Regions from separate parts of the Homo sapiens genome. Here region 1 is linked to region 2. A link is an interaction called in ENCODE POLR2A ChIA-PET data of the cell type or tissue named here. Cell type or tissue: PC-9. All regions are shown on one strand.

Region 1 (4,000 bases), 120 kb after region 2:
ATCAGCACTAAAGTCTTGGGTGGGTTGGTGGTGAACCTTCTGCAGCTCTCCAGAGCTCTATTCCTGTGCAGCTTCGTCTCTGTTCTCTTTGTGGAGTCTAGATGCTTTGGCCTTCCAACCTCATCTCAGGAAGACCACTGGGCTCTGCCTGGGTTTCTCCCACCTTGTGCCACATCCTGGAAACTCCAGATATTAAGACCAATTGTAAGGCTTACCTTGTTTGTTTTATCTCTGTCAGGGATCACTGTCCTGCATTTACTAATGTCTGAAAATTGTTTAATGTATTTTTTTAGATTTTTAGTTGTTAGAGAGAGAGCAAATACAGTTTGTACTTTCTCTTGGCTGGAAGCAGATGTCCTGTTTATGGATGTAAAAGTGCTGCTTTAACATTCTGCATCTATGGTTAGAAGAAAAGCTATGGTAACTAAGTACATGGGTAAATAATGTTTGGGAATATAGTTACCATGGAAGTTCTGAGGATCTTCTGTCATCTTTCTGCCAAAAAGTGATTCTGCATCAGCATCTTCCATGTTGTGTTTCACAGTTAATAACCCAAGTCTTCTATGAGAAAGAAACTGGCCAGATTAGGTCATGTGTTTGACTTATCAGCTCTGGCCTGAGGTCACATTCACCAATTGTGGATGCAACTACTGAAAACCCACCCTGGGTATAAGATGTAGTTCCCAGAAACGAGGGAATTGTTGTGACCTGGCTGTCATTCTCTATGTGGATTTAATGTTGATATTTTTTGGCTTTGAAAGGAAAATACTTCTATGTCTAAATGAGAAAAATAGCACCTTAAATTCAAAATTCAGCATTGGTTCAAAATCATTTGTCATGAAAGCTTCTTTTCCAGTTATAATATTAGATACTCCCCTTTGTCCTGTTATATAACAGAGGGTACTCATGCATGCTAATTCATACTGGATCAGTGACAGAGAGGAGAAGAAATGTAATAAACAGGTGTCAGAGAAATCTGTGTAAATACAGTTGAAGGGGAAAGTAAATAGGGACAATAAATTATAGGAAATTAGGAGGCAATCAAAACCTGCGGGAAGAAAATGAGCTGGGTTATCTGCTTCCAGGTCAGATATCTATGTTACCCTCTCCTTTCTAATAAAATTTCAGCATAATACTGGAAATTTTATCTTAGAACTAAGTAATGCTTTATTTCCTCAAGGTGATTGGAAAACACAGTTCTACCAGACTAAAGGGAGATGTGTATTGTAACTCAACAGGAAGACATAGCTTTACTTGTTTTTCTTTTTTTGAAGCAGAATTCTAAGTATTTATTTTTAAATTCACCAATTTTTACATAATTAGAATCTTGAGGCTTCCCTACCTGTAGTAAATTAGATCCTGGATACCTATGTGAATGTTTTTCTTGTCTAGCTAAGAAAAGGCCTAAAAATGAATAAGAATCATTGTTGCATTCTCACCGTAATGATTAAGTAGGAGAATCTCCTATAATGCTTAGTAGATAGAGGCAAACAAGTCTAATAGAGTGCAAAAAATCTCCTTGTTTTCAGGGGCCTGTGGAGTTTTGTCATACCTCCAAGATGGAATGTTTAATGTTGCTAGACAGATGTCCACAAGTGTTTAGAAAGAGCTGCTATTCAGTGTTTGTCAGTATGTGATTTAGAGCTATAGATGATTTATTGAGAAGTCAGGATCCTGGGACATACTTTGATTATTTTAAGGATGGAGGTGGGAGTGTAATCTACATTTTGGAAAAAGTTTCCCAGGTGATTGTTATGCATCTGAAAGTTTGAAGCCATTGTCTAAAGGAATAGGGCTATGGTGGTGCTTAGATCCAACCACTTCGACATAGGGCAGATGATTTTCCCACTATTCTGTTGGAGATGTTGCTGTCAGGTTTATTGGTGTGCTGCCTTATAGCTGATTGTAGGAAAGGAGCAGTGTCTCTGATATGCCCTATGTGTGCAATTGGAAGAACTGGGATAGAGTTAGGAATGGATGAGGGCTTATCAAAGATGAAGTATGATTTAGACTCAGAATAGGCTTTTTTATGTGCAATTAGTCAGTCTTCAGTGATTTTCAAGAGACATAGCAATAGTTTTGATGTCTTGCATAAATGCTAGTATTGAGAAATCTCATTTATGAAGTAGTCTCAAAGAGACATTCAAAAGAATAGATGCTTGGGTGTGTACTCAGCAGTCGCAAATAAAAAGGAAGCTGTTTTCAGAATGAGTGGTATAACAAAAATCTGAATAGCAGTCTAAGAGAAAGGCAAGCAAGATCAGTAGAGCCTTGGGGCTAATGAATAGACATTCCAGTACAACAGGAATGCAGTATGGGCATTTGTAAGGAAAGGTTACAGTAACAAATTTATCACAGATTATCTCAGGGATGATTTTTATGACATACATAGAATTTATTATTTTAATTTAAAACATAAGAGGCTGTGCATGGTGGCTCACACCTCTAATCCTAGTGCTTTGTGAGGCCAAGGTGTGAGGATTGCTTCAGGCCAGGAATTCAAGACCAGTTTGGACAACATAGTGAGACCCTGTCTGTACAAATTATTATTATTTTTTAATTAGCTGGGTGTGGTGGCACACGCCTGTAGTCTTAGCTATTTGGGAGGCTGAGGCAGCCTCAACTGAGGCTGCAGTAAGCTATGATTGTGCCTCTGTACTCCAACCTGAGCAAGAGAGCAAGATCCTGTCTCGATAGATAGATAGATAGAGAGACAGACAGACAGGTAGAAAGAATTGGGCAAACCATTTAATCCCAAGTCTCAAAATGAGTAGATCTTATGTTATCTCTGACTCAAAATTTTTGCTATTCAAGTTCAATAAAAGTTGGAATCTGCAGCTTAAAATTGAGCTTGAAATCAAAAGAGTGGGTTGTTTTGCAGTATTCCAACCTATATTTTCTTTTTTTTTTTTTAAGTCCAATATTTATTTAAAAATCTAATCTGCCAGTTTAGCGTTTTCCACCAACTCGAGAACTGAAACTTTCACGGGCTTCACAATCATTTACTTAGGTGCTGCCTTTGTAGGTGCCTTAACAGCAGCCATTGCAGTGTTTTTAGATACTTTGCTTAGCCTTTTTTGCTTCCTTAGCAGCCCTGATACCTTGTTCTCGTTGAGCCTTTCTAACTTCAGGTTTCTGATTCCTCTTGGCCATTATATCAGCAGGAGAGGCACCTGTAATAGCCCCCTGCAATTTGACTGCTCGGCAAGTTCTTTTCTTTTGAATTTCTTCCAATTGTCCCTTTTTGTGCTTCTTTCTGTAGAGGACAGTCCAGCTTATCTGCCGAGGATTCCCCCTGGAAAAGTACGCCGATTCGCATTTTGCATTAAGAAACTGGAAAACTTTCCTGTCGGTCCTGGCGTAGCGCCTCCCGTGTCCGGGGTAGACCTTGTACCGGCTGAAACCGCATAGCTCGACCTTCATGGCGGCAGCTCCACGGGAGGAGAAAAGATGGCCCCAACCTGTATTTTCGAGTAATACCCTTTAGAATTCATAAAAGTCTAAGAACACTTTGTAAATGGAATGTTTCATAGTTCACACTAAAGTAAACATAAACTGTTAAGCAAAACTTTAGATCACTTCTTCTAACAAAGGAAATGTACCCGAGAACCCATGAGAAGTAGCTTCAGAGTATTTTTTTTTAACAGTGAATTCTCTGAGGTCTTGGACTTTTAAATTTTATTTAGTTTAATTGCCAAAAGCCAAGGTGGAGCTGTGTAGCATTCTGAGGAAATAAAACCACTTGAAGCAGAGGTATAGTAGAATAAAGCCATTCTGCCTCCAGTATTTGGGTGGATGTATTTGGTACTGTAATCATTTTACAGATTGCTAATTCATTGATGTAAAAGATACTCAATGGTAGGCATGTTGGACCCATTCAATATTGTTTTTTGTACCTTTCTGTTAACTTTTGTATTATTCATATATAATATAGATTTAACCAAATCTATTTTCTTAAAATTGCATATTATTGTTTTATGAAATGTTCTTTTAAATTTTG
Region 2 (4,000 bases):
TTATAAAATAAGTCTGCATAATTTTCTTCAGAAAAAAAACACAAAAACTGTAACTGTAATTTCTTTCAAGACTGTTATATTTATGAAAAAAAAGGGCATGGGTTGAAAATTTAGATAAATCAAGCACAATACATAGAGATTTATGGCTTCAGTGATTTTTTTTTTTAATTTGTTCGTTTGTTTTTGAGGCAGAGTCTGGCTCTGTCACCCAGGCTGGAGTGCAGCGGCACTCTCTCGGCTTACTGCAGCCTTCGCCTCCCTGGTTCAAGTGATTCTGTTGCCTCAGTCTCTCAAATAGCTGGGATTAGAGATGTGTGCCACCATCCCGGCTAATTTTTTTTTTTTTTTTTTTTTTTGTATTTTTAGTAGAGACGGGGTTTTGCCATGTTAGCCAGGCTGGTCTTGAACTCCTGGCCTCAAGTGATCTGCCTGCCTTGGCCTCCCAAAGTGCTGGGATTCCAGGCATGAGCCACCATGCCTGGCCTTCAGTGATTCTTTGAACAGATAAAATATTGAGCTATTGCAAGGATGTAAGCAATGGCTAAATAAACATTATTATATACCTAGTGTGCAAAAGCTGTATAAAATGCTAAGTATGTAAGCTCTGAGGCTGCTGACAATAATATCAAGTCATTGGCTGTACTAATTTAACAAACATTTATTAAATGCCTATTAGGTGCCAAATTTGTCTTAGACACTAGGGATTCAAAGATAAAGTCATAAACTTTATTCTTGAAGAGCTTACTTCCATACATAGGGAGAAAGGCATATAGCAAATACTTACAATTCAATGTGCAGTAGTAGAGATTTTAAAATGTTAGAGGGTAGACTCACAGATTTGCATGGAGAAGTGGCAAAGGCTCCATAAAGGATATGAATTTTGAGCATTGGGAGATATAAAATATGGTAAATAAACTATATTTTGGTATTCGGAAAGTTGTTTATATAAGGTATTAAGGGCATAGTATGATTAACTCTATCTGTTATCTATTGCTGTCTAACAAATCACCCCAAAGCCAGTGGCTTAAGACAAAAATACTTTATTATTGTAGGTAATGCATCCATAAAGACCGTTTGAATTCCCACAGAAAGTTACTCAATTCTCTATTCTTATCTTGCACTCTTTTACTATAGTTAGTGGTTTCCTTCTGTAGATAGTAGCTCAGCAAACTATTGTTCACAAGACAAGCTGGCCTGCCACCTAGTTTTGAAAATAAAGTTTTATTTGGATATAATCATGCTCATTTATTTACTTATTGTATATGGCTGCTTTTTGAGCCACAGCAGCAGAGCTGAGTTGTTACAATAGTGATTTTATGGTTTGCAAAGCTGAAAACCACAGCCACCGCCCCTCAACTCTAGACCACTATTGTCCAATAGAACTTTCTGTGATGTTAATGTGGCTATAGAGCACTTGAAATGTGGTTACTGTGACTGAGAAACTGGATTTTAAAGTTTACTTAATTTTAGTTAATTTAAGTTTAAATTGCTACATGAGACAAGTGGCTACATATTGGACAGCCTAGTTCTAGACAGTAGGTTCCCTGAAGCCAGTGACCAACTTTGGGTTATCTTTTTTACCCCGTTATATCCCATCGTGCCCAGTATATAGCTTTATACTTAGCAGACTCAGTTGTTGTCTCAACAAATATTTGTTGAATTAAATTTATCATGGTTGTTTTTATTTATTTTGGTCAAACTTTGTGAAATAGTTAAAGTATTTTTCTTGGGATGATTAGTGTTTGACTCAGTTCAAATGCCTAATGACTTCCCGAAAATGTCTCCAAAGGTTCTAGCCTACAGGAACTTTTCTCTCTGAAGGAGCAGCCATCTTCAAGGGTGTAATCCACAGCGTAAATAATTCAACTTAGAATAATGGCCTCCAGCTGCATTCATGTTGCTGCAAAGGACACGATTTTGTTCTTTTTTATGGCTGTGTAGTATTCCATAGTGTATATGTACCACATTTCCTTTATCCAATTAATTATCCTAAGCAAATTAACACAGGGACAGAAAACGAATCCCGCATGTTCTCATATATAAGTGGGAGCTAAACATTGGGTATTCATGGGCATAAAGATGGGACCAATAGACACTGGGGACTACTAGAGGGAGGAGGGAAGAACGGGGGCAAGGATTAGAAAACTAACTGTTGGATACTATGCTCTCTTACCTGGGTGACTGGATCATTCATACACCAAACCTCAGCATCACATATGTAACCAACATCCATGTAACAAACCTGCAAATGTACCCCCTGAATCTAATATAAAAGTTGATATTTTTTAAAAAAGAATTACACTAAGTGCCCAGTTTGGCCATTATCTCAGATGCTGGGGCAAGGCCCTGCCCCTCCAGAGCAGCCCTGGGAGGGAAAGTGATTCCTCAGGGAAAGAAAAGTTCGCCTGGGATCTCAAGGCCTATAGCTCTTAATGACCCGCTCTGACTTTCCACACAGTCACTTTGCCCAGTGCTGAAGTCAGCCTCAGGAGGACTGCAACAGTGCTTCAAGAACTACAGTTCCCTTTCTCTCAAAGACTCAGTTGCAGGGGCTGGCTTATCCATGCTCTTTCTTTGTTACCTCAAGGTAAATTTATTTATAGGATTTTACCACCCTGCTCTACCACTGCATTTTGGAAGGAGCCCATCTGTTTTTTCCAGAATTCTTGTAGACTTTGAGTATCAGAGAATAGGAATGGGGGTACAGGTCATTCCTTCTCAGTGGCGTCTAATGCAAGTTGGTTCTTTATGTGCCAGGAAGAGGACAACCTTGTTAAATAAAAGGTGCTGTTATTCTTTCCAAAAGCAGGTGACTTATTGTCTTACATTTGCATAACTAAATAGTACCACTTGAAGGCTAGCAGAAAAGGGAAGTCAGCTTGGAGGCAACAATTTTTTGTAGTTGTTCTTTGTGACAGATGCTCTAATGAGCAAAATTTAGGTGCTTCCACTTATAGACTGATAGAAGGGAGGAAAGAAGAAAAGAAGAAAAAGGAAAAAGGAAAGAAAAAAATTAAAAATGCTTTGATAGACACGTTTATAGTTTTTTCATTTTGTAGTATACCCAATCTGTTTCCTCAATCCTATATTGGTGGCCTTTTAACTTTTCATCCACTTTCACTATTATAAATAAGTGCAATTTTACATATATCCTTGTGTACCCGATAGGGTTTTTCTACAGGAAACATTAAGAGAATGCACAATTTATAATTTGATAGATTGACAAATTGCCTTCCAAAAATGTTTGCCACATAAAAATCTGTATTTCTGTTTTCTCTTGGAAAATTGAAAGTTTGGCCATCCTGGGCCTAAATTCCTACTAGGTAACCAATGTGCAGCAGTTGAGCAAGGGCTTCAGGCTTTCAACTGGGCCTGTGTGGTCCAGTTCACTATTATTGTGCCCCCCCCGTCCCTACTGCCTGTCTCTTTAATTTGAGATACCTACGTAGTTCATGAGGCCTTGAGTTTGCAACTCCTGCCTTAACACATAGCACACAAACAGTGACACAAACAACAACAACAACACACAAACAAAAACAACCACTTCCCAATAAGTGGTTGTTTTTGGAATAACCAGAAAAAAAAATGGTTGCTCAACTCCTCCTCTGTAGTTTTAAAAGCTGGGGGCGGGGGTGGGGGGAATAAATGGGTAAAATCTATACAGGGTTTTGAAAATGCAACTAGATTTTGAAAGCCAGACTGGCCGGGCACGGTGGCTCACACCTGTAATCCCAGCACTTTGGGAGGCCAAGGCGGGCAGGTCACTTGAGGTCAGGAGTTTGAGACCAGTCTGACCAACATGGAGACACCCCGTCTCTACTAAAAAAAAAAAAAGATTAGCTGGGCATGGTGGCATATGCCTGTAACCCCAGCTACCCAGGAGGCTGAGGCAGGAGAATGGCTGGAACTTGGGAGGCAGAGGTTGCGGTGAGCCGAGATTGCGCCATTTGTACTCCAACCTGGGCAATGAGCGAAACTCCGTCTCAAAAAATAAATAAAT

What was found. ChIA-PET counts read pairs that join two places held together with the same protein. Peaks named below come from ENCODE experiments on the same cell type or tissue, not always from the same donor. Only the 100,000 strongest peaks of a DNase experiment are listed, where the experiment ranks them.
Region 1: POLR2A ChIA-PET joins it to region 2 with 18 read pairs; 2 of 35 experiments call an interaction of 5 or more read pairs at or near these places.

Annotation. Positions count from the first base shown.
Region 1 is chr1:197,735,059-197,739,058 of GRCh38, reverse strand. All of the region lies in intron 2 of DENND1B (DENN domain containing 1B), which reads left to right. It also overlaps the pseudogene RPL24P5. Among named protein-coding and RNA genes, the nearest start is that of DENND1B, 38 kb to the left of the region's middle. In PC-9, no CTCF peak of the experiment used is centred here; a DNase peak (open chromatin) is centred at 2,188; H3K27ac peaks cover 1,224 bases.
Region 2 is chr1:197,856,532-197,860,531 of GRCh38, reverse strand. No RefSeq gene overlaps it. Among named protein-coding and RNA genes, the nearest start is that of C1orf53, 44 kb to the left of the region's middle. In PC-9, no CTCF peak of the experiment used is centred here; no DNase peak of the experiment used is centred here.